2 separate regions of the Mus musculus genome follow, and region 1 is linked to region 2. The links are chromatin loops, found by intact Hi-C in ENCODE. Cell type or tissue: heart. All regions are shown on one strand. Each heading gives the region's core, and the rest is flanking DNA. Links, peaks and the distances in the headings are about the cores only. Region 1 holds the start of Gabre (gamma-aminobutyric acid (GABA) A receptor, subunit epsilon). Region 2 overlaps Cnga2 (cyclic nucleotide gated channel alpha 2).

Region 1 (16,526 bases), core at 3,242-11,241, 260 kb before region 2:
CAGACCCCTTTCCCTCCAAACCCTGCTACAAAGAGTAGAGGCTCAGTTCCATCTCTGGTTCATATTAAACTTAATTATTAAGTTTAAAGGGTTAAAAAGAAGGGCTGGAGAGATGACTCAGCAGTTAATATCACTAGCTGCTCTTATAAAATATCCAGGTTGGATTGTAAGCATCCACAACTATGCACTTCTGACCTCCACAGGCACCAGGCAGGCAAGTGGTATATAGCTAGCTATACATGCAGGTAAAACCCTTCAGTCACATAAAATTAAATGAATACTTTAAAAGAGAAATAGAATCTTGGATGTCTGATATAAAAAAGCCCTTTCTAGATGTGGTGTGTCTACTTTGCTCATGAGATGGGTCACTTTCTGGGGCTTATGAGTCATGGAGAAAGGTAACCTACCCTTTATATTTACCTGTCAGTTGTTGAATCTGAGGCATGGGTGAGTGTTGAGGCTGTGTTTCTGGAACCCAATGTGACTGTGGCTTTAAGTCTCCATAGTGTTTATTAGGGATGTATTGAAATTTTCTATTCTGTTTGCCACAGACTGTACATTTGAAATTACTTTGAATAAGAGGAGAGAAGATAGGGGTGCAGTTAATCATGTCCCTCGAACAAGCAGGTTCAGCAGCTCTGCGGCCTGCCTTCCACTGGTCTCTGTAGCTCACACACGCACATTGGTCTTGCTTCAGTAACTTTTCTGGCACTTCTATTGGTCCTGAGTCCCTTCATAACTTCTCAAGTTCCCAATAGCTAGCTTACCAGCACCTTGCTGTGTGAAACAAGTGTCTCCACCCTCACACCTCAACTCTGAATACTGCTTCTCTGCCACCTTGTCAGAATGTAGCTTTAGCTCCTCTGTGCATCAACTCTTAGTGCCACTTGAATGGGCATATTTCTTCACTTCCCCCTCTACATGTCCTTCTAAGCTTGAATTTACTTCCATCAGTGTTTTGTTTATTTCCATGTTTCTAAACACACACACACACACACACACACACACACACACACACACGAAGAGAAAGGGGGAAAGAGAGAGTGACTGCACATCTTTAAACATTTTCCTTGCATGGACATACACAGTGTGTGCATGTCATTAGCTCCAGTGGTCAAGTTTTAGTACTAGATACCCCTCTTGTACTGTAGCTTTTGTGTTTTCATCAGCTATTTGAACCAGCATCTGCCCTACTGCTTCATTGCAATAGCTCATACAAACTTCCATAGTGTTCTCCCTGTTGATCAACTCAATGATCACTGTTACCCTTTGTCTAGCTAATACATGGATGAAGCTGTTAATAGACTAAAAATACTTTCTACCACCATTTTCTGTTGACCTTTAGTCTCCATCATAGACATGTTTCTTCTCTGATGTAGGCTGGGCCCAACATCCTGGAGTATTTTAGTGGTTCACATGCTCCAAAATATGCAATCAAGTTTTACACATGTCATTTCCACTTTCTGGGGACATGCCCTTGCTTGCAATATATATATATATATACTGATACTGATCTAGAGATTTATTTCTTGGCCAGACATTTCCTGGATACTGATAACAAATATGCTTGCTTTGCTACTTACCAGTTATTCCTTAACATTGGCAATGATAAGAATGGCAAATGAATTATATAATATAATAATATGTAACATGTATGTGCACACACACACATATACACAAGAAGCTGTATTCTATATTATCTTCTGTTGCTGTAGGGGATCATCTCCTTATACATTCAGGCAGGGTCTTTTAATCAAACCTAGAACTCATTGATAGATCCACTTGATCTTGGAATCTGTGCTCTGAAGACCCCCCTGTTTCCATTCTCCCAGGATGGAATTACACGAGGGCTACCATGCTATGCTTACCTGGCATTTATGTGTGATTCTGATGATCCCAATTCTGTTCCTAATGCTTCCATGATACACATAATCAAAAGTAAATATTTTTAACAATCGAAAAAAAAGAATGGCAAATGATAGGTTTTGTTGCATACTGACTACATATGACACACTACTCAATGCTTCATGAGGCCATGAGAAGTTGAAAGTGTTCTAAATCTCATCTTAATATACATGTAGAGCCCAGAAATGCTGAATTAATTTATTTGTGAATATTTAGTTAGCATCTACTTGGGGGTCTAGAATTCAATCTCTGTCCACACTATCTGCAGCAGATACTTGAGCAATGTCTGATACCATCTCTATTTCCACTGTCAGGCTACATATTCTGAAGCACAAATGTCTTCTGCTTGACCTTTAATTAGCCCCAATCATATAGATTACACTATCTATAGCTCAATACTCTCAACTGTTTCCAGCATCTTGGTCTTATGAAATCCCAAGTGATTAACAACCCACAGGTCTTTTAAGATTTGTGTCAACTGGTATTTTCCCCTTAGTATAAGAGGGAAAGCATGCTGTGCATGCTACAGTTGGATCCAAGCTAAGGCAGGAACATACAGGCTTTAAAACTTTCAGCTCTGATTTCATCCCTAAACCATACACATAGCAAGCAGGACACATAATAGTTTGATGTTTGTCATTAACTCTGATAATTCACAACTGACAAGAGGGTACTTGCTACTATTCTGATCAGTGGTTAGTTTGGTCTAGTTATGAAAACACAGCTGCTATGTGAACATTTTGTTTAGATGTGGCTTGAATAATAAGTTGTATTACAAATAGCCAAGAGAAAAATATGCCTCCACACATGTGCACACACATGTACACATATACACTACAACCTAAGCAATAAATGTAAATTTTTATTTTTAATGGAGCATTAGAAAGTATAATGCAATCTAGGGAACTGTTTTCACAGCAGTAACTAAAAGCTCTTCTTTCATCTCTCATGTCCCTATTTCTGTGGTAGCACCCTGGTCTCCTGGGAAGAGCCTTCTTCCATTTGTCTACACACAGTTTAATGAACTGTTTGTCCTATCTATTAGAGATCCCTATAGCTCTCTCTTGTGATTCTTCCAGCTTTTTCTTTCTTGAAATTCTTCTTGAAGGACAGTTCTGATATATAGTGTCTCCACTGGTTACCCTTCTGAAACATCCTTGTTGCCTACAGGATAGCATGCAGTCTCTTGGCAAGATTCAGTGTTAGCAATAGGTTGGCCAGCCTCCCAATCCACCTTACTTTCCCACAGTTACTCTTCGCACACTTTCCAGCAAACTCCTCCTGTTTCTTTGTCAGTCACTGCACATTTCTGTCTCAAATTCCCTGGGGATGCCCATCTCTGCACTTTGGCAGCTTGGAAGCCCCTCTTCTTGTTGTGATGGGCACAGGCCTATGAGAAAGAGTCTTCCTGGGATTACTGTGGCTCTCCTGAACCTTGGTCTTATATTTCAAATCTCCAGGTTCCTTCTCCTAGCCTAAGCTTTATAATAAAGTCAAAATGGTATATGAGTTCTTTCTGTATATTCTCCTATCACTCAGTATAGGACCTGGTAAAGATTACTACATAGCAAGCATTTGAAGTACAAGGAAACAATAATAACTGAGTAATTTGCACAAGTTCTTGTAGCTATGCTATAGATGTGATTGTGAGAAAGTTGGCAAAATGGCTAAACTCAACCTGTAATAGTCTCTGATTGGGGGACCTAAAGACCAGTCTATTTTGACTATCCAGGATTCAGTCATTCTTATGGTGAATGGGGCCTAGTGGTTACCAGAGCATATTCTAGGTCAAGGAAAACCAGATATACCATTTCAAATGGTCAAAGACTATGAAATATAGGGCTGCATGTTTAGAAATTCTTAGGAAATTTAAGATGGTAACAGCGCAGTACTGTAGAATAGTTTGGGCCAGCAAGAAGCCCTGTGAAATTACATAGGCCACATGCTGACCAACATGGTTCTTCCAAGGATCTATGAATCAGGAGGGGCCTAAAAATATGCTCTGCAGTCATTTCTCCTCTGCTCATCAGAGTCTGAATCAGTGGTTCTCAACCCTCCCAGTGCTGCAACCCTTTAATAAAATTCTTCTTACTCTTCTCAAGGATAAAAGAACCTCTGGTGGAATCACCATCCCTGACCTAAAGCTTTACTACAGAGCAATTGTGATAAAAACTGCATGGTACTGGTATAGTGACAGACAAGTAGACCAATGGAATAGAATTGAAGACCCAGAAATGAACCCACACGCCTATGGCCACTCGATCTTCGACAAGGGAGCTAAAACCATCCAGTGGAAGAAAGACAGCATTTTCAACAAATGGTGCTGGCACAACTGGTTGTTATCATGTAGAAGAATGTGAATCGATCCATACCTATCTCCTTGTACTAAGGTCAAATCTAAGTGGATCAAGGAACTTCACATAAAACCAGAGACACTGAAACTTATAGAGGAGAAAGTGGGGAAAAGCCTCGAAGATATGGGCATAGGCGAAAAATTCCTGAATAGAACAGCAATGGCTTGCGCTGTAAGATCAAGAATTGACAAATGGGACCTCATGAAACTGCAAAGCTTCTGCAAGGCAAAAGATACTGTCAATAAGACAAAAAGACCACCAACAGATTGGGAAAGGATCTTTACCTATCCTAAATCAGATAGGGGACTAATATCCAATATATATAAAGAACTGAAGAGGGTAGACTCCAGAAAATCAAATAACCCCATTAAAAAATGGGGCTCAGAACTAAACAAAGAATTCTCACCTGAGCAATACCGAATGGCTGAGAAGCACCTGAAAAAATGTTCAGCACCCTTAATCATCAGGGAAATGCAAATCAAAACAACCCTGAGATTCCACCTCACACCAGTCAGAATGGCTAAGATCAAAAATTCAGGTGACAGCAGATGCTGGCAAGGATGTGGAGAAAGAGGAACACTCCTCCATTGTTGGTGGGATTGCAAGCTTGTACAACCACTCTGGAAATCAGTCTGGCGGTTCCTCAGAAAATTGGACATAGTACTACCGGAGGATCCAGCAATACCTCTTCTGGGCATATATCCAGAAGATGTCCCAACCGGTATGAAGGACACATGCTCCACTATGTTCATAGCAGTCTTATTTATAATAGCCAGAAGCTGGAAAGAACCCAGATGCCCCTCAACAGAGGAATGGATACAGAAAATGTGGTACATTTACACAATGGAGTACTACTCAGCTATTAAAAAAATGAATTTATGAAATTCCTAGGCAAATGGATGGACCTGGAGGGCATCATCCTGAGTGAGGTAACCCAATCACAAAGGAACTCAAACAATATGTACTCACTGATAAGTAGATATTAGCCCAAAACTTAGGATACCCAAGATATAAGATACAATTTGCCAAATACATGAAACTCTAGAAGAATGAAGACCAAAGTGTGGACACTGTGCCCCTTCTTAGAATTGGGAACAAAACACCCATGGAAGGAGTTACAGAGACAAAGTTTGGAGCCGTGACAAAAGAATGGACCATCTAGAGACTGCCATATCTAGGGATCCACCCCATAATCAGCTTCCAAACGCTGACACCATTGCATACACTAGCAAGATTTTGCTGAAAGGACCCAGATATAGCTGTCTCTTGAGAGACTATGCCGGGGCCTAGCAAACACAGAAGTGGATGCTCACAGTCAGCTATTGAATGGATCACAGGGCTCCCAATGGAGGAGCTAGAGAAAGTATCCAAGGAGCTAAAGGGATCTGCAACCCTATAGATGGAACAACATTATGAACTAACCAGTAACCCGGAGCTCTTGACTCTAGCTACATATGTATCAAAAGATGGCCTAGTCAGACATCACTGGAAAGAGAGGCCCATTGGACACACAAACTTTATATGCCCCAGTACAGGGGAACGCCAGGGCCAAAAAAATGGGAATGGGTGGGTAGGGAAGTGGGAGGGAGGGTATGGGGGACTTTTGGGATAGCATTGGAAATGTAATTGAGGAAAATACATAATAAATTAAAAAAAGGAAAAAAATTCTTCTTGTCGTGGTGACCCCCAACCATAACATTATTTGGTTGCTAATTCAGAACTGTAATGTTTGCTACTGCTATGAATCATAATGTGAATCTCTGTGTTTTCTGATGGTCTTAACCCCTGAAGGAGGTTCTGATCCATAGCTGCTTGGCTCAGTGGTACTCGGCCACACAAAGCTTTATGCAGGCCAGTAAGAAATACTTGTTGCGGGCTGGTGAGATGGCTCAGTGGCTAAGAGCACCCGACTGCTCTTCCGAAGGTCCAAATTTCAAATCCCAGCAACTACATGGTGGCTCACAACCACCCGTAATGAGATCTGATGCCCTCTTCTAGAGTGTCTGAAGACAGCTACAGTGTACTTACATATAATAAATAAATAAATAAATAAATAAATAAATAAATCTTTAAAAAAAAGATATACTTGTTGCCTTCTAACTTTCAGGCATGCAGTTGAGAGGCTGGGAGATGTGTGTGTGTGTGTGTGTGTGTGTGTGTGTGTGTGTGTGTGTGTGTGTGCATGAGAGAGAGAGAGAGAGAGAGAGAGAGAGAGAGAGAGAACCAAGCTTACTTCATTGATAAAGACCTGCTCACTATAAACAAGCTCAAAAAGCAATGCCTGCGAAAGTACACAGAGAGCAGCGCTCTGAACGTGACAAATCAGAGGGATGCAATAGAGAGGGTGCTGCTGCAGAGAGCTTATTAGATTAGTGAGCTCCAACAAAACCTCTCCACAGAGCCTTCAGGCCCACAGTGCTTTCTAGAGCAACAGGTAAAGGAGGCTATTGCTAGTGCTCAATGAGAGCTTGTCGTGCAAATATCTGAAGTCAATTAGAAGGCTCTATGCAAAATAAATAAATAAATAAATAAATAAATAAATAAATAAATAAATGTATTTCCAAGGATGCTGGAGATTCTTGGTATGCTACCCTCCCCCTAACAGGCTTTCTCATTTCTTCTTCTGCTATTCTCTGGAATATTCTCTAAGAAAAAAAATTGCCTGGCCTATTGTGGAGAGACATTTTCGAAAGCCTCTTCTGACACCCAGGCCCCAAGGCTGAACAGGAAAGAATGTTGAGTCAGTGTCCCTGTGGGATTGTCTTCCAGTGAATGCCTTTATCTGATCCTTTGCTAGTGACTGTTCCCTAGTCCCATGGAATTGGCCTGTACAATGGTTCAGACCAGAGGTTACTAGGGAAAACCCTTAAGGATCTCTTGTTTCCTGCACCAAGGGTGGTACTGAGTTTGTCTAGCTTCCTTAGATGTGTTCTGAAGGGCTGGAGGGTGTGGAGTGAGACCAGGAAAAAATCAGTGAGGCTAAGGGAAGATGTGGAGATTGATGGGGCTCAACAGGTTGTAAGGAAGAACACAAGGACCTCAAAGCTCATCAAGGGGTCTGGAAGGGGTCGCAGCAAAGTACCCGCAATGCCCACGCGCATGTCTTCTCCCTGCCAGTGGAGGCTCCCCAGGCCACAACCGCTACAGCGGTTTTTCCCCAAGCCCTGGGCCTCACGCTGCAGGCTCGCCTCCTCCTTACTCCTCCCGCCACCCCCCACCCCCCCCCACCCGCCCTGGCTGTCTGGCAGCGCCGCAGTGCTGGCGGCTGGGGGCCTTGGCGACAGGGCTCCCTCATCTCCACCCCCTGCCCGCCCTCCCTAGCCTCGCTCCTCGCTGCCGCAGCGATCACGTCGTCGGAGATTTCCATCGGGGCTCAGGGGGCGGGGCCAAGGTGCGGAGCGCGACTGGGGCGGGGCGAGTGGGAGGAGTGAAAGTTGGAGCCCAACAAAACCCTCCACCTCGCTCCGAACAGCCAGACCTGCGCTGCGACCTCTACACAGGTGGTCGTGCCAGGCACCGCCGAGATGTTGCCTAAAGTTCTCCTGATGCTTCTCAACATGTTCCTGGCCCTTCAGTGGAGGTGAGTCTCCATCCCGGGACCGGGGAGCCTTCTGTGCCCAGCAGGCTTCCGGGACCCCCAGGGTCCCTTGTGACCAACCAGGCCAGCCTGGTCCCTTGTCCCTTCGACGCATGCTACCCTCCTGTGGGCCCCCCTGTAGGACGGGCGTCCGGGGGCTGAAGACAGGGAGCCCGGGCAAGTCAGGTGGGACCATGTTCGGTCCATTGGCGTCGTGGACTCCGGCTGGCCCTCAAAGCCCTGGAGCGGTCGGCCAGGAAGCAAGAGCACCTGGTTCCCTATAGTAGACTGACGCAGGAAGAGGGGAAAGGGCGCGCAGAAACCGCTGGAGCTAGGCGCTTACAACTCAGGGGGTTGTGCTGGGGACTTTGGGAAGGTGGCTTCTGGGCTGGGGGTGGGGGGAGCTGAAGTGCCTCGAAATGTTTTAGTGTTTCTAATCGATTCACTCTTGCTCACATTTTTTTTTTCTTATTCGGAGCGCCTGCTAGTACCAGGCACGATGCCAGGCAACTCTGACTTTACTTGCTTCCCATCCCGTTGCTCGTTTTCCTTCCAGTCTCAGTCAGGAACCTGAGCCTTAGTTATCTAAGGGCTCCCACCCCACCTACCTCCCCTTCCCCTTCTCACCCCAAAGCACCCTGCTTGGTCTTAGGGACAGACCTGAATCAGAGGCCAGGAATGTTTTTCTTTTCTGAGGTCTGTGGTTTGTGGCCTGGATTTCTAGCCCCCTCCCTTTTTTTCTGATTTCTCTTGAGTAGCCAGCCTCCCTCCCTAAAACCCCTGAGCCCGGGCCTTTGTATAAAGGGTGTCCCTAGGACTTCTTGGCATTTAGGGTGGAAGATGGTTGTTTTGTGCCTGTGTTTTAATTGGAAGCTGTTTCTTGTGGGGTGTGAGCTGTCACAAGTTTTTAAGCTTCCTGATCTGTCGAGGTTTCTAGAAGTCTCCATGGCATTGGGCTTGTGTCTTTTCATTTGTTTGTTTTGAGAAGGGGCAATGTGTCTTCTCAACCCAGGTTACATAGCTTCTCAGGGAGGATGTGGATACCCGGTGGCTTTCTGGTACCCTAAGGTGAGGCTGGCCTCAGAAGGGTCTTGGTAAATGTTTCTAAATGTGTACTAAGAATTTCTTGCTATTCATGTCCATTTAGATGGTATTTTTTTCTGGGACAAAAGATGGCCGAGGATAAAGGAGGGGGCGTGAAGAAGAAGGGAGGGCTATAAGAGGGAAAAACAGCCCATCCGGCCAGAGTGGGGGGGGGGGGCATGAAACTGACGTGCTCACACTGTCAGCATGGCAACCTGTGATGTCAGGAAAGGGGAGGCGGCAGTGGAGTGTGTTGGGCCAAACTTCAATTTGGTTCATGCTCAGCTTCAAATCAGGTGTATGATTTTGAGCATAGCCCTTTCCTCATATGGGCTCATATTGTTTGTCCATCAATAAATTTTAAAGGCCAGCATATTGAGAAAGAAAGCCAGGGTCTTCCTCAAGTTCTTTTGCTTCCCTCTTTAGCTAGATTTGGAAGGTGGTAGTGCAGAGCTTCAGTCTCATCCAGAATTATCACATCTGGAAGACTGTGGGTGTCTGAAAAGCTTCCCTGGAAAATCTAGCCTTGAAAAAGAGCTTGGTGGCTTTTTGATGATGTGTATGTATATCCAGGAGCTTCTTAACCCCAAAGGTCTCAGGGTGTGGCTATTTGTTTGTTTACACTAGCAAAATCAAATCTAAGAATCAAAGCAACCTCCACTCCCCCCAGATCCTTTTCCTTGTAGGCCTAGTAGAGGATCTCTGGTCCCTTGGGGTGTTGGCCTGGGGGATTAGCCTCTAGATGCCTAGGAGATCTGAAAAACCTTAGGAAAGAACACATCATCTAAATATGACATTTGAAGATAGAAATGCTTTTCCCAATCCTAGTCTTTGCTTAGCCCAGTATGGGAATTAGCCATTTCAGAAATGAGAAATGGCAACAGCTTAGCCTATCTATATGGCAATTATACTATTCTAAAAGCTCAGAACACTGCAGAAAAACAAAAACAAAACAACAAGAAAAAACCCCAACAATTTGATGCCCAATTGCCAGTCCCCTGGTCTGCACCACAGGAACCTGCTCACCTTAGGCTGCTGCTCTTATTTTAGGGATTAAGTTGCCTGGTGGCTTTAAAGTACCATTTTAAAAGTGTAATACACAAATATGAAGGTATAGCAATCATAAATGAACAACAGCTCAGTGAATTTTCATAAAGTAAACATGATCAGGTAACCAGGACCGAGATGATAAGGAAATAATTGCCCCACCCCCAAGTGTCACCAAACTTAAAATCCTCCTAGAGGAAACCACTCTCTTGCCTTTCAACATCAAACGTTAATTAGTGCTGAAAGTTTTTTCCAACGCTTTTAATTGTATTTTTTCAAGTATATGTAGCAAACTGAATATCCATATAGCCACCATCAGCCTGAATATTAATAAAGTGTGACTTGTTTTCTCTGCCCCCTACATACCATTCTTTCAACTTAGTTTTTTTAAATAAATGTCAGACATCATATTATTTTGTATATAAATATTATAGTCGTTAAGGGCTTCACCAGTAAAAATAGTTAAGAATTATTTGTTTATGCTCTAGTTCCACGGTATCTCTATGATATGGTTTTCTAATTTTATTGTAAAAATCAGAACCTGACTGTGATTCATATATTATGGGTATGTATGATTATGTTATAATGCCTTTTTACTGAATTAGAACCCATATACAGAAAAGTGCTCAAATAATAAGCATACAACTGATATGTCAGAAAATGACCACAGTGACACCTTTCATCACCGCTGCTCATACCCTAGGGCTGTCAAGGAATTCCATATATTTGCAGATGGATTTCTAAAGTGTGTATTAATTATTATTGTTATTGTTATTATTATTATTAGTAGTAGTAGTAGTAGTATTGCTGTTTTCATTATTGGTCCTGGTACCCAAGATGGTCTCCCATTGGCTAGCCATTTCCTTGTTGAAGGAAGCCACAAAGTGCTGCTCTGTAGTCTGTCTTCCTCTATGTCATAACCTTGATTATATTATAAAACCATCCCAGAATTTTTCAGTCCTATATACTTCCAAGCATTCCTCAGCAGTCCTGGGCTTTGGCCTGACCCTTCCTCTCAGGTGCCGTGGCTCAGGCATATGTGAGGCTAAGGTTAGTAACAGCATCTGATTGGCCAGAGTTCACGAAACCATGCACAGCTACTTGCTTTCACATGAAACAGCCTTTGAAAATTTAGTCATTTGTTATTGACCATCTTAAAATAAAGAATTATGAAAGAATTGCATATAAAGTCTCCAAAGAGCAATAAAATTTAAAAGGAATTATCAAATTTTATCAGTTAGTGCCTCCTCGTTTACTATGACCCCCCCTCACTAATTAAGGCTTGTGGTGTAAATATTTTGTTTTTCTTCTACCCCAAAAGGCATCAACCCTAACCCTTAATGATTGAAGGTTAGAGCTTAATTTTTTGCTTTTATATTCTAGGGTTGGACCTCATGTTAATCTGGAGAATAAACCCCCTGCCCAAGATAAGGTAGTCTTTGGCCCTCAGCCTCAGCCTGTGCCACAGCCTCTAACTCCGCCTGAATCTCCTGCTGGAGATACTGTAGTCTTCGGCCCTCAGCCCCAGCCCCAGGCTGAATCCCCTGGCCATGATGATGTAGTCTTTAGTTCCCAGCCCCAGCCGATGCCTCAGCCTCAGCCGATGCCTGAGCCCCAGCCTCAGCCGGAGCCGGAGCCTGAGCCGCAGCCGCAGCCACAACCACAGCCGTTGGCTGGGCGCCAGCCTCTGCCCCAGCCCCTGCCTTGGCCCATGCCTCAGCCCCAGCCGGAGCCAGAGCCTGAGCCAGAGCCTGAGCCTGAGCCTGAGCCTGAGCCTGAGCCTGAGCCTGAGCCTGAGCCTGAGCCCCAACCAGAACCTCAGCCTCAGCCTCTGGCTGGCCGTCAGCCTCTTCCCCAACCTCTGCCTTGGCCCCTGCCACTGCCTTTGCCCGAGCCCCAACCTGAGCCTCAGCCTGATCCCCAACCCGAACCTCAGCCTGAACCCCAACCTGAGCCCCAACCCGAGCCCCAACCTGAGCCCCAGACCCCAGGCCAGGTCCAGGCTGGGCGCCAACCCCGACCCAGACCTCAGCCTGAGCCCCAGCCCCAGCCTGAGCCTCAGCCTGAGCCACAGCCTGAGCCACAGCCACAGCCTGAGCCTGAGCCCGAGCCCCAGCCGGAGCCTGAGCCCCAGCCTGAGCCTGAGCCTCAGCCGGAGCCCCAGCCGGAGCCCCAGCCAGAACCCAAGCCGGAGCCTGAGCCCCAGCCTGAGCCTGAGCCTCAGCCCGAGCCCCAGCCTGAGCCCCAGCCTGAGCCCCAGCCAGAACCCAAGCCGGAGCCTGAGCCCCAGCCAGAACCCAAGCCGGAGCCTGAGCCCCAGCCTGAGCCTGAGCCTGAGCCTGAGCCTGAGCCTGAGCCTCAGCCCGAGCCCGAGCCCAAGCCGGAGCCCCAGCCGGAGCCTGAGCCTGAGCCTGAGCCTGAGCCGGAGCCGGAGCCGGAGCCTGAGCCGGAGCCTGAGCCTGAGCCGGAGCCGGAGTCGGAGTCGGAGCTGGACCTGGAGCCGGAACCGGAGCCCCATCCCCATCCCCATCCCCATCCCCATCCCCATCCGGAGCCCGAGCCCGAGCCCGAGCCGGAGCCCGAGCCAGAGCCAGAGCCAGAGCCAGAGCCAGAGCCAGAGCCAGAGCCAGAGCCAGAGCCAGAGCCAGAGATGAAATCAGAGCCCCAGTCCCAGCTGGAGCCTCAACCTAGTGGAAAGAAGCTTCCAGCAAAAGAACCAGAACTCACTGTTGATTGCATGACTGAACGCCCAGGTGGGAAACTGACAAGAGCTTCTCGAATCCTTAACACCATCCTGAGCAACTATGACCATAAACTGCGCCCTGGCATTGGAGGTGAGTTAATGGAAGAAGGCCTCGTCTGATAAAGAAAAAGCAGGTTTTCTATGTAGTTGTAGGCAATGAGTATGGGTTATAGATGAAGGTACCACATACAGATAGGAACTGCTGTGGATTCACCAGGTAAGACACAATGGCTCCTCTAGGTTAAGAATGCCATGGACCTTGGTCAACACTTTTCTATTCTATTGCTCTCAGTTTTTCCAATTCTAAAATAAGATGAATGATTTGAAGATATATACCTAGCCCTTGTAGTCCATGAGCTGGGACTTTCTATAGAAGAACAAAGGAAATAGGATTGGCCCTCTTCCCTCCTTCGATGATTCCCTGTTTGATGTCATGCCTTTATGTGACATTTACCCTGTACTATGTCTATGTCTTACAGAGAAGCCTACTGTGGTCACTGTTGAAGTCATTGTCAACAGCCTCGGGCCTATTTCCACCCCAGACATGGTGAGTACAGAATTTTGATGACAGTTTTTTTCTAGATTGGACACCAAGGGTGCCACTTACTCTTGCTTTCTGCTGTTTGTGTTACTAATCCAGCAGGTAGGGTTTTGTTGTTTGGGTGTTCAGGTGGGGGTTTTAATCACAATTGACTTGAGAACATGAATGGAAAAGGTAAGTCTTTTGCTGCCTGAAGAGGACCTTTGGGATTTTGACTCTAATCTTCAGTTTTTCATTCAAATAAAAACAATAAAACAACTGTAAATATCACAATTGAATGTTTGTCTTTTGTCTGATTATTGGATGAAGTTAAATCTATAACTGATATTTCTTGCTGTACACCTATCCCTATAATTTTATCTTAGTCCTTTTGTCTCCTTTCCTTTCCTGTTATCAATATGATCTCCAGTTAACTTCCATCATCTTTCACCTGAAATATGCAAATGTTTTCCTGCCCAGTCCTACTGAGCAAGCTTCCTCGGTAATGTGCCTCTTGTATTTATAGTTCAAACCCACGATCTAGCAAGCTATGACTCTGTTCTTTTTCATCCCATTAAAGTCCACAGACTATAATCACACTATAATATGCACATTCTAAGACAACATTGTACCTCAGAGCTGGACCTTTGTGCAAGTTCAAGATGCCATTGATCTACTTTTTCACTCATTCAGGGTCCAGCTCACATAGCATCTGTTCAAGGCAACTTCTCTGCCTCACATAGTAACTAATTGCTCCTGTCATACACCATGTCCCTCTCTGGGCACTCAATTTTTTCTGGATTACATGTAGTTTATCTTCCCTAGTATATTTCATGGTAATTAATTGTTTTTATGTTAGTCTTGCTCTCTCTGCTATTGAATCTTTAATGCTAAGAGCATAGTATATCGTAGCTAAAAGTGAATTACAAATGATGCTCTGCAAAATTCAGACGTGCAGTATTTGACAATGGAAGGTTGTGGTAACCAGTTCCATAATAATAGTGGGCTTGGTTTAACATCCTTAATGACACCTAATAAGTACCATGTGATCCAGAGCTCAGCAGCTGATGTTGAGATGGGTGGTCCTGATGGGCTCAGAGGTAAGTAACAGTGATGAGAATCAAGCTGTGTACATAAACTGGGTAAAAGCCTAGCTCACAATGTTTTTGTAGGTGTACTCCCTGCTCTTTCTCTTTATTATGCCATTCTAAATTCTAGTAAACTGACTGGTTCCTTCATTAATAAGATGCCCACTTTCACCTACTTAGTCTTGGCTAAATTTCATAGGCTAATAAGTAGGAGAGATCACACACATTGATAAATACAGCAAATGATCCTAAGTTACTTGACTCTGTATGTTGGATGAGTGTTCTATAAAATCAAAAGGCAGTGCAAATTTTCTCAGGCAATTTGTATAGGTCATAACTAGGGGGAACTACTTTTAATCCTCTGTAAGAATCCTTGTGTCAGAAGACCATTAACCCCACTTATAATACATAAATGCACCATCTCTCCTTGTTCAACACCTATTAATCCTGCTAGCACCAGTCTCACCTGAGCTTCTAGGAGTACTTAGACCCAACAAGCCCTAAGTGTTCAATCTAATCATCCAGAAGTCAGTCAATTTGAAATCAGACACAGTGCTAGTTCATTATGGGAACAAGAGAGTGACCTATTTAACCAATAAGTTCGTATTTTTTAACCTTGTAAAGCCTTATAGTATATATAATCTCCTTCAAGGAGTTCAGCTTCTACACAATTCCATATCATTTAATAAAACAAAGGGTGAGCCCCTGTTCTTGTTTAGCCTGCTTTCCTCTAATTCATTTGCTGAGGAGAACATATATGTCTACCACATAGCCACATATCATGGCAATGGCATGGCATGGGTTATCTCTGTTGTTCTTTGTGGCAGCCAAGTCTCCTTTTCTGACATCAACATTTGAAGCAATTGATGGTCTCAGCAAGGTTTCTTGGTAAAAGAGGTAGCAACCTAGTCAGTGGAGTTGGTTAACTGGGTATTTGGTGCCAGTCACTTGGGCAGGTAGAATAGTAGAGAGAAACCTAAAATCATTTCCTGTACATTGTATTCAAATGTTTCTATTCATTCCCTTGCTTAACTCTGAAAATACCCAGTTTGGCCTTAAAAGGAGTGACCAATCTAGATAAAACTTCCTGGTCATAGCATTCCCAGTTGCTAATGCTGGCTCTTACTATGGTAATTATTGAAGGTGGTTCTAATTAAGCCAGTTCTGAAATGCCACATTACTATTTCAGCTAGACTAAAAGAGATCCATCTTTAGTTACCTGTCAAACTTAATCGCAAATCATTAGTTATACGTTGATGTATGAAGAATTTATAATTGGTATCTTCTTAAACAGCAATGAAATGCTTGTTTTGAACATTGTATAGCAGACCTACAGCATGGCTGGAGGAGGGGAAGATTTCTCATCAACCACCATACAGTTCATGTGCTGAGATATGAATGAGACTTTGCCAGCTACTGGGAAGGTGCAAATTCTTTGAAGGCTCTTTGTGAGGGTACATGAGGTAGGACATGACAAAACATGACAGGACAGGGATAGACAGGATCAGGAGCAATGCCATTAATGGCTGGTTTTTCTACTTCGTTGTGGTAAACACTTTGCTCTTTCTTTTCTGGTTACCAGCAGTTTGATGGCTGCTTCTGGCACCTATTGCCCCAGTGCAGTAAAGGCCAGCTGGGATTTTTGTTCCTTCTTCTCAGAGGGTGATAATGCCCTTTAGGGTCTGGGTTTCTGTGATTTGTGACTCATTCATGATGGACAAATATTCTATCACTGAAGTATGTCATTGGCCCCTTTTTATAATTTTTTTTAATTTTTTTTTAGATAGGGCCTCGCTCTGTTGCCCAGGCTGGCTTTGGTTCAGTCTAGCCTGGTTCAGTCTAGCCCAGGCATAACTTGAACTTTTCATTCTCCTGCCTCAGCTTCCCAAGTATCTAAGATTACAGGCCTGTGTCATGAGGGCCATCTGATACTTATTTTTGGTGCAAGTGAAGGCAAAGCTAGGATAAGGTCACAGTAAAGGTGTTCTGAGTGGCAGCACTAGTATGGCACCACTGGCTGTGTGATTTTGGACATCGTCTCTCTCCAAGCCTCAGTTTACCTACTTCTAAAAATAAATTAGACAACCAGCCTTTAATTGTGCATAGCTCTGGTGCTTGCTTCAAACTGATTACAATTGTATTGTGTATTGCTCTACAAGCGTCAGCCACATGCAGCTGCTTCTTGTGCTTCCTATTAAACATTCTTCTT
Region 2 (14,923 bases), core at 6,924-14,923:
TGTGGCACGCTCTACTTGTGGCGCTAGAGCGCCCCCAGTATACTCTGTGGCCAGAAACAGAACAGCACAGAGGATAGCTTTCTAGACCTTAGAGCCGCTGGTAAACTGTGTGGTAGTCAGCTAGTTGCAGGACCAAGGTGGTTTTTAGCTCTACTCAAGCAACATTCTCATTCCAAATGGCTTGACCTTTCAAGATCTGTATTTCAGTACCAAACAAATCAGTAGCCTGAGTACTACCAAATGCCAGAGTCTCAAGAGGGCTACACACTAAACAGGGAAACAGAGGCCATGGCATAAGGCAATCAAACTTCTGATTAGTAGCATCTCACTACTGTTCTCATCCAGGCCTGGCCCCAAAGCCCTGGAACCACCCACATTAATCATATGCCTAGACCACAAAAGAGAGCTGGGCCAAGTTCTATGGACTTGATCCTCAACATCCCCAGGATACCTATTCCTCTAGCTGCTGTCTGGTTCCATCATTCCAGAGGAAGTTGGAAGGACTTGTATGTGGCACAAGACCAGGTTATGAAATCAAGTTGGCACTTAAATGACCTAACAACAAATTGCTCAATTTAATTTGCTTACTCAATCCAATAAAGGAGAAACAAGAAAACCCATCTAATTAAAAACATTGATCCACAGAAACTGGCAACTCCAAAGGCCTTGCTGGAAGTTATCACTTCAACAATGTGATACGAGGATACAAAAGAAGACAGATAGATTCTCTTCCTGACTCCAGAAGGGCTGTAAAGGGCACTGAGAAACTCTGAGTCCAAAAGACAAATCAATTTGTTCAGGTCAACCAGGGAAGCAAAAGATAATTCTTGGATCTGTGAAGCCCAAGAAGAATTCAATTCATGCTCTACCCCTCCCACCAGCACCCATGGGCTCCACCACAAACAGGGACACTTGTCCTTTTGCTCCAATATCTTTGCTCAGTTGGCTTACTGGTCTGACACTCAGTCTGGTTTACCAAACTGCATCTTTCAAGACCAGTATAAGGTTCTTAGAAACGATTAATTCTGTCCACAGAACAAAATAGTAGCATTCTTAGACTCTCTTAGAACACTCTCTACCTTGAGCTACTATGAAAGTGCTAAAAAATATGGCTAGATTGTCCTTCCAGGGGCAACTCAGAGAGAAGCAAAATCACTTAGTATCTGGCAGCTCAGTCTCTTTCAGAGGAAAAGTGACCTACAAGTGAACCCATGGACAGCATGGCACACCATTTCTCCTGCTGGGACCAGATGGCATCACAACCCTGCTTATCACAGCTCCTTGTTCTTGTTGAAGAACTCTGCCATTAGCAGAACCCTCCAGAGAATAAGTAAACAACAACACACACCACACACATACCACACACACCACAATACACACACAACAATACACACACATCACAATACACACACAATATAATACATACACAATACAATACACACACACACCATAAAATAGACTATACATATAAAATAGACTATACGAACGCAGTATTAAACTCCCAGCCTTTCAGTTAGTGCCAGCACCCGGGTCAGCTTGGGCACAGAGTTGGCTGACACCCCCAAGGTGCCCTGGAGGATTCTCCATGCAATCTTAGGACCACTGGTGAGTGGAACACAACTTCTGTTCCAATCTAATCTCACAGGACCTGAGACAGAATTAGGGAAGCAGAAAAGCCAGCCTGACCAGGGTCCCAAATCCCTTCCAGTCAGCGCCAGCACCGGGTCACCTGGGCGCAGAGTCAGCAGACACCCCCAAGGTCCCTAGAGGACAGCTTCTGAAGCAGACCCCATTTCGTGCTCCAGACATTCGGGCACCTTCCCTGCCAGAGGAGAGGTGTCTGCCCTGCTCAGGAGGGCTTAGCTGGAGCACCTGGGGTGCCATCTTGGTTCCCGGATCCCTCTGACAGGTGAGAGTGTGGTCTACAGAAGCTAACAGCTTCAGGGACAGGCCCTGTTTCAGGCCTTCATCTTCTGCCAGGAGGCAGGTCCGAACCCAGATATCTGTGCACCTTCCCTGTAAGAGGAGAGGTTGCCAACAGAGAGTGCTCTGACCACTGAAACTCAGAGGAGAGAGCTAGTCTCCCAGGTCTGCTGATAGAGGCTAACAGAATCACGAGAGGAACAAGCTCTAACCAGAGACAACTATAACAACTAACTCCAGAGATTATCAGAGGGCGAAAGGTAAACGTAAGAATATTACTAACAGAAACCAAGACCACTCACCACCACCAGAACCCAGCACTCCCACCTCACCAAGACCTGGGCAACCAAACACACCTGAAAAGCTAGACCCAGATTTAAAAGCATATCTCATGATGATGGTAGAGGACATCAAGAAGGACTTTAATAACTCACTTAAAGAAATACAAGAGAACACTGCTAAAGAGTTAAAAATCCTTAAAGAAAAACAGGAAAACACATCCAAACAGGTGATGGAAATGAACAAAACAATACTAGACCTAAAAAGGGAAGTAGACACAATAAAGAAAACCCAAAGTGAGGCAACACTGGAGATAGAAACCCTAGGAAAGAAATCTGGAAACATAGATGCGAGCATCAGCAACAGAATACAAGAGATGGAAGAGAGAATCTCAGGTGCAGAAGATTACATAGAGAACATCGGCACAACAATCAAAGAAAATGCAAAATGCAAAAAGATTCACACCAAATTCACACATTATCTTTCCAAGAATCGAGCCCTTCAAAGGATAATAACAGAAAAGAAGCAATACAAGGACAGAAATCACGCCCTAGAACAAGCAAGAAAGTAATCCCTCAACAAACCAAAAAGAAGACAGCCACAAGAACAGAATGCCAACTCTAACAACAAAAATAAAAGGAAGAAACAATTACTTTTCCTTAATATCTCTTAATATCAATGGACTCAATTCCCCAATAAAAAGACATAGACTAACAGACTGGCTACACAAACAGGACCCAACATTCTGCTGCTTACAGGAAACCCATCTCAGGGAAAAAGACAGACACTACCTCAGAGTGAAAGGCTGGAAAACAAATTTCCAAGCAAATGGTCTGAAGAAACAAGCTGGAGTAGCCATTCTAATATTGAATAAAATCAACTTACAACCCAAAGTTATCAAAAAAGACAAGGAGGGACATTTCATATACATCAAAGGTAAAATCTTCCAAGAGGAACTCTCAATTCTGAATATCTATGTTCCAAATACAAGGGCAGCCACATTCCTTAAAGAAACTTTAGTAAAGCTCAAAGCACACATTGCAGCTTACACAATAATAGTGGGAGACTTCAACATACCACTTTCATCAATGGGCAGATCATGAAAACAACTAAACAGGGACACAGTGAAACTAACAGAAGTTATGAACAAAAGGATTTAACAAATATCTACAAAACATTTTATCCTAAAACAAAAGGATATACCTTCTTCTCAGCACCTCATGGTACCTTCTTCAAAACTGACCATATAATTGGTCACAAAACAGGCCTCAACAGATACAAAAATATTGAAATTGTCCCATGCAGTCTATCGGATCACCATGGAGTAAGGCTGATCTTCAATAACAATATAAATTATAGAAGGCCAACATTCACGTGAAAACTGAACAACACTCTACTCAATGATACCTTGGTCAAGGAAGGAATAAAGAAAGAAATTAAAGACTTTTTAGAGTTTAGTAAAAATGACGCCACAACATACCCAAACTTATGGAACACAATGAAAACATTTCTAAGAGGAAAACTCATAGCTCTGAGTGCCTCCAAAAAGAAACTAGAGAGAGCACACACTACCAGCTTGACAACACACCTAAAAGCTCTAGAACGAAAGTGAGCAAATTCACCCAAGAGGAGTAGACTGCAGGAAATAATCAAACTCAGGGGTGAAATCAACCAAGTGTAAACAAGAAGAACTACTCAAAGAATCAACCAAAGGAGGAGCTGGTTCTTTGAGAAAATCAACAAGATAGATAAACCCTTAGCCACTATCACTAGAGGACACAGGGTCAGCATGCTAATTAAAAAAAATCAGAAATGAAAAGGGAGACATAACAACAGATCCTGAAGAAATCCAAAACACCATCAGATCCTTCTACAAAAGGCTATACTCAACAAAACTGGAAAACTTGGATGGCATGGATAAATTTCTAGACAGATACCAGGTAACAAAGTTAAATCAGGATCAGGCTAATGATCTAAACAGTCCTATATCCCCTAAAGAAATAGAAGCAGTCATTAATAGTCTCCCAACCAAATAAAGCCCAGGACCAGATGGGTTTAGTGCAGAGTTCTATCAGACCTTCAAAGAAGATCTAATTCCAGTTCTTCACAAACTATTCCACAGAGCCAGGTGTGGTGGCACACGCCTTTAATCCCAGCACTAGGGAGGTAGAGGCAGGCAGATTTCTGAGTTCTAGGCCAGCCTGGTCTACAAAGTGAGTTCCAGGACAGCCAGGGCTACACAGAGAAACCCTGTCTAGAAAAAACAAACAAACAAAGAAACAAAAAAAACACACAAAAAAACAACTATTCCTCAAAATAGAAGCACAAGGTACTCTACCCAATTCATTCTATGAAGCCACAATTACTCTGATACCTAAAACACAGAAAGACCCACGAAAGATAGAGAACTTCAGACCAATTTCCCTTATAAATATCGATGCAAAAATACTCAATAAAAATTCTCGCTAACCGAATCCAAGAACACATCAAAACAATCATCCATCCTGACCAAGTAGGTTTCATTCTAGGGATGCAGGGATGGTTTAATATATGGAAATCCATCAACGTAATCCATTATATAAACAAACACAAAGACAAAAACCACATGATCATCTCCTTAGATACTGAGAAAGCATTTGACAAAATCCAATACCCATTCATGATAAAAGTCTTGGAAAGATCAGGAATTCAAGGCCCATACCTAAACATGATAAAAGCAATCTACAGCAAACCAGTAGCCAACATCAAAGTAAATGGTGAGAAGCTGGTAGCAATCCCACTAAAATCAGGTACTAGACAATGCTGCCCACTTTCTCCCTACCTATTCAACGTTGTACTTGAAGTCCTAGCCAGAGCAATTAGACAACAAAAGGAGATCAAGGGGATACAAATTGGAAAGGAAGAAGTGAAAATATCACTTTTTGCAGATGATATGATAGTATATATATATGTGTGTGTGTGTGTGTGTGTGTGTGTGTGTGACCCTAAAAATTCCACCAGAGAACTCCTAAACCTCATAAACAGCTTCAATGAAGTAGCTAGATATAAAATTAACTCAAACAAGTCAATGGCCTTTCTCTAGAAAAAAGGATAAACAGGCTGAGAAAGAAATTAGGGAAACAACACCCTTCTCAATAGTCACAAATAATATAAAATACCTTGTCGAGACTCTAACTAAGGAAGTGAAAGATCTGTATGATAAGAACTTCAAGTCTCTGAAGAAAGAAATTGAAGAAGATCTCAGAAGATGGAAAGATCTCCCATGCTCATAGATTGGCAGGATCAATATAGTAAAAATGGCTATCTTGCCAAAAGCTATCTACAGATTCAATGCAATCCCCATCAAAATTTCAACTCAATTCTTCAACGAATTAGAAAGAGCAATCGGCAAATTCATCTGGAATAACAAAAAACCTAGGATAGCAAAAACTCTTCTCAAGGATAAAAGAACCTCTGGTGGAATCACCATGCCTGACCTAAAGCTGTACTACAGAGCAATTGTGATAAAAAAATGGCATGGTACTGGTATAGTGACAGACAAGTAGACCAATGGAATAGAATTGAAGACCCAGAAATGAACCCACACACCTATGGTCATTTAATCTTCGAGAAGGGAGCTAAAACCATCCAGTGGAAAAAAAGACAGCATTTTCCACAAATGGTGCTGGCACAACTGGCAGTTACCATGTAGAAGAATGCAAATTGTTCCATTCCTATCTCCTTGTACTAAGGTCAAATCTAAGGGGATCAAGGAACTCCACATAAAACCAGAGACATTGAAACTTATAGAGGAGAAAGTAGGGAAAAGTCTCGAAGATATGGGCACAGGGGAAAAGTTCCTGAATAGAACAGCAATGGCTTGTGCTCCAGAATCAACAAATGGGACCTCATAAAATTGCAAAGCTTCTGTAAGGCAAAAGACACTGTCAATAAGACAAAAAAAGCCACCAACAGATTGGGAAAGGATCTTTACCTATCCTAAATCAGATAGGGGAATAATATCCAATATATATAAAGAACTCAAGAAGGTGGACTCCAGAAAATCAAATAACCCCATTAAAATATGGGGCTCAGAGCTAAACAAAGAATTCTCACCTGAGGAATACTGAATTGAAAGAAGCACCTGAAAAAATGTTCAGCATGCTTAATCATCAGGGAAATGCAAATCAAAACAACCCTGAGATTCCATCTCACACCAGTCAGAATGGCTAAGATCAAAAACTCAGGTGACAGCAGATGCTGGCTAGGATGTGGGGAAAAAGGAACACTTCTCCATTGTTGGTGTGATTGCAAGCTTGTACAACCACTCTGGCAATCAGTCTGGTTTTTCCTCAGAAAATTGGACATAGTACTACCAGAGGATCCCGCAATACCTCTCCTGGGCATATATCCAGAAGATGTTTCAACTGGTAAGAAGGACACATGTTCCGCTATGTTCATAGCAGCCTTATTTATAATAGCCAGAACCTGGAAAGAACACAGATGCCCCTCAACAGAGGAATGAATACAGAAAATGTGGTACATTTACACAATGAAGTACTACTCAGTTATTAAAAAGAATGAATTTATGAAATTCCTAGGCAAATGGTTGGACCTGGAGGGCATCATCCTGAGTGAGGTAACCCAATCACAAAAGAACTCACATGATATGTACTTACTGATAAGTGGATATTAGCCCAGAAACTTAGAATACCCAATATATAAGATACAATTTGTAAAACACATGAAACTGAAGAAGAACGAAGACCAAAGTGTGGACACTTTGCCCCTTCTTAGAATTGGGAACAAAACATCCATGGAAGGAGATACAGAGACAAAGTTTGGAGCTGAGATGAAAGGATGGACCATCTAGAGACTGCCATATCCCGGGATCCATCCCATAATCAGCCTCCAAACGCTGACACCATTGCACACACTAGCAAGATTTTGCTGAAAGGACCCTGATATAGCTGTCTCTTGTGAGACTAGGCTGGGGCCTAGCAAACACAGAAGTGGATTCTCACAGTCAGCTATTGGATAGAACACAGGGCCCCCAATGGAGGAGCTAGAGAAAGTACCCAAGGAGCTAAAGGGATCTGCAACCCTATAGATGGAACAACATTATGAACTAACCAGTACCCCCCGGAGCTCGTGTCTCTAGCTGCATATGTATCAGAAGATGGCCTAGTCGGCCATAAGGGGAAAGAGAGGCCCATTGGTCTTGTAAACTTTATACGCCTAAGTACAAGGGAACGCCAGGGCCAAGAAGTGGGAGTGTTTGTGGTGAGAGTTGGAGAGAGGGCATGGGGGACTTTTGGGATAGCATTGGAAATGTAAATGAAGAAAATACCTAATTAAAAAAGGGGGGGGGAGAAACTCTCAGAAATCTTTCCTTAAAGAAGAAAAGGAAAGAAAGCCAACAATACCCATGAGCACTAGTAAGAGGAATGTACATCTACTTCCAAGAGATAAAAGGAGGATTCAGGGAGAATGTGACTTTAAGAGGTGACAGAAAAGAAAGAGAAGAATATTTCAGGGAAAGATTGGAGGCAAGAAATAGGAAGCTGTAATCATCAGAGAAATGCAAATCAAAATAACCCTGAGATTCCATCTCACACCAGTCAGAATGGCTAAGATCAAAAATTCAGGTTACAGCAGATGCTGGCGAGGATGTGGAGAAAGAGGAACACTCCTCCATTGTTGGTGGGATTGCAAGCTTGTACAACCAGTCTGGAAATCAGTCTGGCATTTACTCAGAAAATTGGACATAGTACTACCGGAGGATCCCGCAATACCTCTCCTGGGCATATATCCAGAAGATGTCCCAACCAGTAAGAAGGACACATGATCTACTATGTTCATAGAAGCCTTATTTATAATAACCAGAACCTGGAAAGAACCCAGATGTCCCTCAACAGAGGAACGGATACAAAAAATGTGGTACATTTACCAATGGAGTACTACTTAGTTATTAAAAGGAATGAATTTATGAAATTCCTAGGCAAATGGATGGACCTGGAGGGCATCATCCTGAGTGAGGTAACCCAATCACAAAAGAACTCAAATGATATGTACTCACTGATAAGTGGATATTAGCCCAGAAACTTAGTATACCTGAGATATAAGATACAATTTGCAAAACACATGAAACTGAAGAAGAACAAAGACCAAAGTGTGGACACTTTGCCCCTTCTTAGAATTGGAAACAATCACCCATGGAAGGAGTTACAGAGACAAAGTTTGGAGCTGAGACAAAAGGATGGACCATCTAGAGACTGCCATATCCAGAGATCCATCCCATAATCAGCCTCCAAACGCTGACACCATTACATACACTAGCAAGATTTTGCTGAAATGACCCTGATATAGCTGTCTCTTGTTAGACTAGGCCAGGCCTAGCAAACACAGAAGTGGATGCTCACAGTCAGCTATTGGATGGATCACAGGGCCCCCAATGGAGGAGCTAGAGAAAGTATCCAAGGAGCTAAAGTGATCTGCAACCCTGTAGGTGCAACACCATTATGAACTAACCAGTACTCCCCCCCCCCCCGGAGCTCTTGACTCTAGCTGCATATGTATCAAAAGATGGCCTAGTCGGCCATCACTGGAAAGAGAGGCCCATTGGACACGCAAATTTTATATGCCCCAGTACAGGGAAACGCCAGTGCCAAAAAGTGGGAATGGGTGGGTAGGGAAGTGGGGGGGGTGGTATGGGGGACTTTTGGGATAGCATTGGAAATGTAATTGAGGAAAATATGTAATTAAAAAATATTTAAAAAAAAGAAATAAGAAGCTGAATTTCTTATAAAACAGTTCTGGGATAGGTAATGGAATGTCCATGAGTTATGTTTGGATAAGTATACCCAGGACTAAGAACAGGCAGGGAAATGAGGCTGAGGGTGTAGGGTCTAACTCAATGGAGAGAGCAAAAGAAGGCACTGCCTTAAGACTACTAGCATTTCCATTTAGAGAACACTAACATTCCAATGGCTGCTATAGATGCTGCAGATGTAGTAGGAAAACAACAAAATACCTATCTTGGGTTGCTGATATGAAGATTGTGCTAAGTACTTAAAAGGAAAGTCAAATAAGGTGGCAATACAGAGTAGCATGGAATCTTTTCAGAGTTGATCTCCAAAGGAGATCTAAAGACAAAAGAGCCAGTCTTGACAAGATCTCTGGGACACACACACACACACACACACACACACACACACACTGAGAGACAGAGTCAGATCAAGTGTGAGGCTATAGAGGAGAAGGACACTTAGTGTATGTGAGAAATCAAAAGGAGACTAGAAGCCTGGGGTGGAAATAAGAAGGTTGTTAAAAGGATTCAGCAGGGTCAGAGATCCTAGCAGGGCCATATCTTTTAGGATGATGGAACTGGAGCCATGAGTTTGAGTTTTATCATCAGAATAATAGAAACCCACTGGGATATTTTAAGTAAAGTGACAGAATATAATTTTCTTATAAATAATGGACTATGAAGGACAAGGTCGGAAGCCACACATCTCTTTAGTCGTGACTGAAGCTATCCAGCAGAGACCTGATATTAGCTTAGGCTAGGACAAGTGGAGTAGAAGTTGTAGAGGTCCTGGAAAAGAGACTTCACCAACAGCCATGTGAAGCCCTAAAGGTGTCACCTAACTGCTGAAGTAGGCCTGGTTGGTGTGTGTTATGGGCCTATGTGTGGTGTGTATGTGTGTCTGTTTGTGTCTCTGTGTGTGTGCTGTAAAGGGGGCATCTGTATGTGTGTGTGCTATAAAGGGGCTGTAAAACACAATAACCCGTCCCATTTTCCTGATGTCAGTTCGCCCTCTGGTGGTTGGGTTCCTTTTCTGTGCCCTGAGGACTTCCTTGTTATTGGACAAAACAGTGGGGAGATCCCTCTACATTGATCTCCCTCCAAAAAAGGATGTGACAAGTGTCCCATCTTTCAGCTTCAAGCTATGAAACAGATCGATTAATGCTGCTGATTAAGTCTGCCTGATCCAGGATGGGAGTGGCAGTCTGTAAGAGAAGCTGTGACCAACAAGGGTCAGACAGAAAGGGAAGAAAAAGTGAGGGACAGCAGGGGCTTTTGTTTTCTATAGGTCACCAATACAAAAGAAAATTGATGGTCATGCACAAGTGGGGCAAATTATCTTCGGTGGATATTTTCAGAAGAAAATAAAACCATTCCAATTTAAACATTTGTAAACTAAGAGCAGAGAACATCATGTTGTACTGAATAAACATAGCACACAATGGAAAATGTATTTCAGCTCTTTCACTACAGCCAGTTACAGAAAGAGGCGGGGGTGGCGGCCAGCAACAAGCAGCAGAGAGTCACGATCTTGCTGAGAGAACAGAGGAAAGGGGGTGGATGGGGCTTGGTCAGAAATAGACACTGTCTGACTAGGCTGACGTCCAAAGGCTCACCGGATGTCTGTGCCATGTCCCAAACAGACTCACAAAAACAAGACACAAACACACACGCGTGCACACGCACACGTGTGCACACACACACACACACACACACACACACACACCTCACACTCAAGATTAAGGGAACATAGATGTTTAATGCACAGAAAAATGTTGTGGAAGATGAAATACAAGGATGTCTGGGAAAAGGGAAGCTGAGCATTAAAGTCTGTGTTTTTAAACCTAGAGAGCCCTGCTTTGTCAAAGCAAGCAAGCAGCTCCAGGGCTTGGCTGAAGGTAAACCAGACTCCATAGAGAAACTACCACTTTCTTGCTGATAGGAAGGTAAGCATTTTCAATATAACCAGCCACCTGTTTCTGGCACTAGTGTTCTTCTAAGCATGCAAGAATAATGTCTTGTGCAGGTTCCAGGGTTTGTAAAAACATTAATTCAGTGCAGCCTTAGCAACAAGCATTATGGCAAGCAGCTGTCCAGGGCTTTAGATACAGGGGCTTCTCTCCCTGTTGGCTGGGCCTCTCTTAAGCTGAAGGGCTTACAGTCTTCTTTCCAGCATAATAGCACAACAGAGAAGCCAAGTACATACAAAGCAGTGACCCATCACCAGTGCTAACTCCCTACTGTTTACCACCTTAAGCCCAAGACTTGAGTCTGTATGATGTTACAGATCCCTCTAGGTGAAACTTCCTCTCGCTAAGGTTTTTTACTGTAAGCCAGGGGATGAGAAAAGAAACTACATTGAATTTAAAAGAAGCACAATTAAAAGAATTTAAAAACCATGCGTTGAAAGATACAGTCAAGGGAGTGAAAAGGCAAGTTGAGAGACAGGAAATATATTTGCAAATGTGGTAAAGATATTTATAATACATAAATAGCACTTGCAATCTGATGACTTGAAAGTGGCCAAAGAATTTGAAAAGATATTTTTCCAAAGAAGACATACAAATGGCCAACAAACATGTGAAAATGCACAGATTTATAACTCATAAGAGAAAGGCAAGTCAAAACCAAAATAAAGAACTGTCTCACACCCAAGAGGAGGGCTCATATCCAAAACCTGAAAGTAAATGTTGGCAAGGATATGGAAAAAATTAAAATTGAACAAAACAGTGTGGCAGTTCCTAAAAATAAAAGAAACCATAGGACCCAACAATTCCACTTCAAGAAATGTGTGTCTCCCAAAGAACTAAAAACAGGATCCCAGGATATTTGCATATCCATGTTTATAGCAGTATTTCAATAGCCAAATCATAGGCAGAAACTGAATACTCCTCAGTTGCTGGCTGAATGAGTAAAGTGTGTCATATCCATACACTGAAATATTGTTTGGCCTTTAAAAAGGAAAGGAAATATAGCATGTGATGCAACATGGAAGCATTTTAATAATACTGTGTGAAGTAAGCTGACACAGAATGAATGCTACAGGATCCCATTTATATGATATTCCTATGGCAGCCACATTTGTAGAAAATCCAGTTCCCATTGTCATGAACTGGGTGGGTGGAATAGGGAGTTATTTAATAGATACTGGGTTTCTCAATATGAGAAAGGTTTGATGATTTTATACAATGTTTCAGATGATAAATTTCACATATGATTTTCCTATGGGAAGTGGATGAGTGAGTAATAGCGTGCCTAAACAGGAAGTGGGTCAGTATTTTTCTATGGATGTGACTGCTTGCAGGTGGAAGCATATGATTTTATGTCACTTGTATTCCTTCTTTCCCATATTCATTCACTTGAACATTCCCTTACTCTCTAGACAAAGAAACACTGAATGCCTCCTCTGTGGAAGACATGTCACCAAAGCTACAGCTAAAACAGTGAAGGAGACTGCCTCGACCTTACCTTTGTAAAGCCCACAGTCTGGAAGGGCAACCAAGTCTATCAAAACTGGACACACAATATAAGAACCAGGAAAGGGGGTACTCTGGGAATTGTGTGAACTTAGGGAATGTGAAGCTATCTAATGGGGGAGTGGGTGTAGGTAAAAGGATTTTCTACAAAGATCTAGATTCAGGCATGAGTCCTAAAAGAGCAGTGAGGCTCAGGTGGGCAGAGAAAGATGCCTAAATACATGCCAGTGGGGAAACTCTTGGGTGAGGGGAAGGAAATGTGAGGAAAGAGAGTTGAGCAATAACCACAAGTAGCTGAAAGGAATTTATTAACTTTTAAGTGCCTCTAATTCACAGTATCTCATGCAGCAGTAGCCTTCACAAACTCTTCAGAACTTGTGTGCATAAGGTGTGATGGCCAAAGCTGCCAGCCACCTCCTTCTCAGAGTGACATTGTCTGACAAGGAAGTATGACCCTGAGCACCAACACTCAAACCCACCTTCCCACTCCCCTCACAGACCTTGCATGCCTTGGGAGGCAGGGTAGGGGGCCCAGTGTCTGCAGCCAATTCTTAAATGTGTACAAGTGCATGGAAACAGGCTGTTCAGAGAACACATTAAAAAGGTATTTGGGGCAGAATGCAGTAGGGAGTGACTCGATATAAAGAAGCTAAAAGGAGTCAGGCAGGCATTGTGGTGCACAGTGTTCTTCAGAGAACACTGTCTAGTTATCTAGTCCCAGAAAAGCCTCAGGAAGGACAATTTAGCTATTCTCTGATTCCTTGTGAGACTTAGGAGGTCACGCTCTTAGAAATTCAACCCACATGATCTCCATTATCCACAAGCTTGGCTGTTAGCTGGACTTGGAAGGGGACTCCAAGATGTAGCCAAAACCTTAAGCCTCAGCAAGGCTTTGGGAGTTCGGAGGGACATGAGCATAATGTGTGTAAATGTAAAGTTCTATACAGCACTTCTAACTCCTGGGGTCAAAGCAAGGCTGGACAGGCACCTATGGCTATTCAGCAACAGCTGGCTCAGGGGTGTTTATCCCATCTGATAGGTAATCATCCTCATGGTTCTGTTTCATCTTGGTCTCCAGCACTGTGATGCGCTGTTTGAGCTTCTGCTGGGCTCCAGTGTACTCAGCCAGCAGGCGGGCAAAACGAGTGTACAAGGTCTCCATGTTTGTCTCCAGCTGCTCCAGCTTCTCCTGAACATCTACCTCCATACTAGCTGCCACTTCATTCTCATCCAGTAGACCTTCCTTCATCAGGATCTCCCTACCCCGTTCTTCCAGGACTTTCTTGGCATCAGGATACTCAGTCACAGCTTCCATAAGATCATCCTTGGACAAGCAGAAGAGATCTGAGTAGCCCAGACTACGGATATTGGCAGTGCGCCGATTGCCCATTTTGCTACCCTTAATGTTAAGGATACTAATCTCACCAAAGCAGCTCCCAGCTGACAGCAAGGCATACTGAGTCACACCATCATCAGCTACCACTGCCAATTTGCCCTCCTTGATGATGTACATTTCCTTGCCAATGTCCCCCTTACGGCAAATATAATCTCCAGGACTAAAGACCTGAGGACGAAGCTTCAGTACCAGTTCCACCAGCAGGCCAGCTTCACAATCCTGGAATATGCGCACTTTCTTCAGAGTGGACAAATGAACATTAATGGCTATCTCTGCCCTAAGCTTTGCAGGCAGGTTCTTTAGGACTTCTCGTTCATCTACTGTCTTCTTATTGGTCCACAAGTAGTCAAACCATTTGATGACCTTGGCTTCCATGTCTTTACTGACCTTTCGGAACTGCATGTAGTGTTTGACAGCATCAATCTTGGCCTGGAACTCTGCTCGTGTGGCATTCATGTTGGAGATCATGGAGCCCACATTTCCCACAATAGTGGCAAAGATGAGGACACCAATCAGGAAGTCAAAGATGACAAATAGGTACTCCTCATCCTTTACAGGGGGTGGTGTCTCTCCAATGGTGGTGAGGGTCAGTGTGGACCAGTAAAGGCAGTAAATGTACTCCCTAGCCAGGTAGCCATATTCAGGGTCAGTAATGTTGGGGTAAACCCAGGTGTCAACCCCAAAGCCAATGGACTTAGAGATAGCATAGTAAATACAAGCATTCCAGTGGATGATGACCAAGATGTAGAGGACCAGGTTGCTGATTCGGAAGATGTTGGGGTAGCTTGTACGTGTCTCAGTGCGGTCAAAGAACTCAAACATACGGGCAAAGTGTAACAGACGATTAAAGCGTACCTCAGGGCTGTGGATACCCACAGCAAAATAAATGAGGTCAGTGGGGATGATAGAAGCCACATCCAATTTGAACTGCAAAGTGTGGATATAGTTGTCTCGCAATTTCTTGGGGTCTTTGACCAGGAGCCCTTGTTCTAGGAAGCCTGATAGAGATATAAGCCAACATGTCACTTTTATCCTCAGTCCTATGTCTCCCAAGATAAATCT

Evidence for each region. Hi-C counts contacts between places; a loop is a spot of excess contacts. Peaks named below come from ENCODE experiments on the same cell type or tissue, not always from the same donor. Only the 100,000 strongest peaks of a DNase experiment are listed, where the experiment ranks them.
Region 1: a loop joins it to region 2, with 3.0 times the contacts of the local background. A loop is called at or near these places in 2 of 42 quality-filtered maps.

What each region holds. Positions count from the first base shown.
Region 1 is chrX:72,265,959-72,282,484 of GRCm38, reverse strand. It overlaps Gabre (gamma-aminobutyric acid (GABA) A receptor, subunit epsilon), which reads left to right and starts at 7,764. Exons shown (of 9, transcript NM_017369.2): 1 at 7,764-7,839; 2 at 11,350-12,800; 3 at 13,189-13,256. The coding sequence starts at 7,784. In heart, for the core only: no CTCF peak of the experiment used is centred there; a DNase peak (open chromatin) is centred at 7,654; H3K4me3 peaks cover 1,465 bases; H3K27ac peaks cover 530 bases.
Region 2 is chrX:72,008,052-72,022,974 of GRCm38, reverse strand. It overlaps Cnga2 (cyclic nucleotide gated channel alpha 2), which reads right to left. Exons shown (of 7, transcript NM_007724.3): 7 at 12,757-14,859. The coding sequence ends at 13,460. Among named protein-coding and RNA genes, the nearest start is that of Cnga2, 24 kb to the right of the region's middle. In heart, for the core only: a CTCF peak has its summit at 10,000 (motif pointing left); a DNase peak (open chromatin) is centred at 10,554; H3K27me3 peaks cover 575 bases.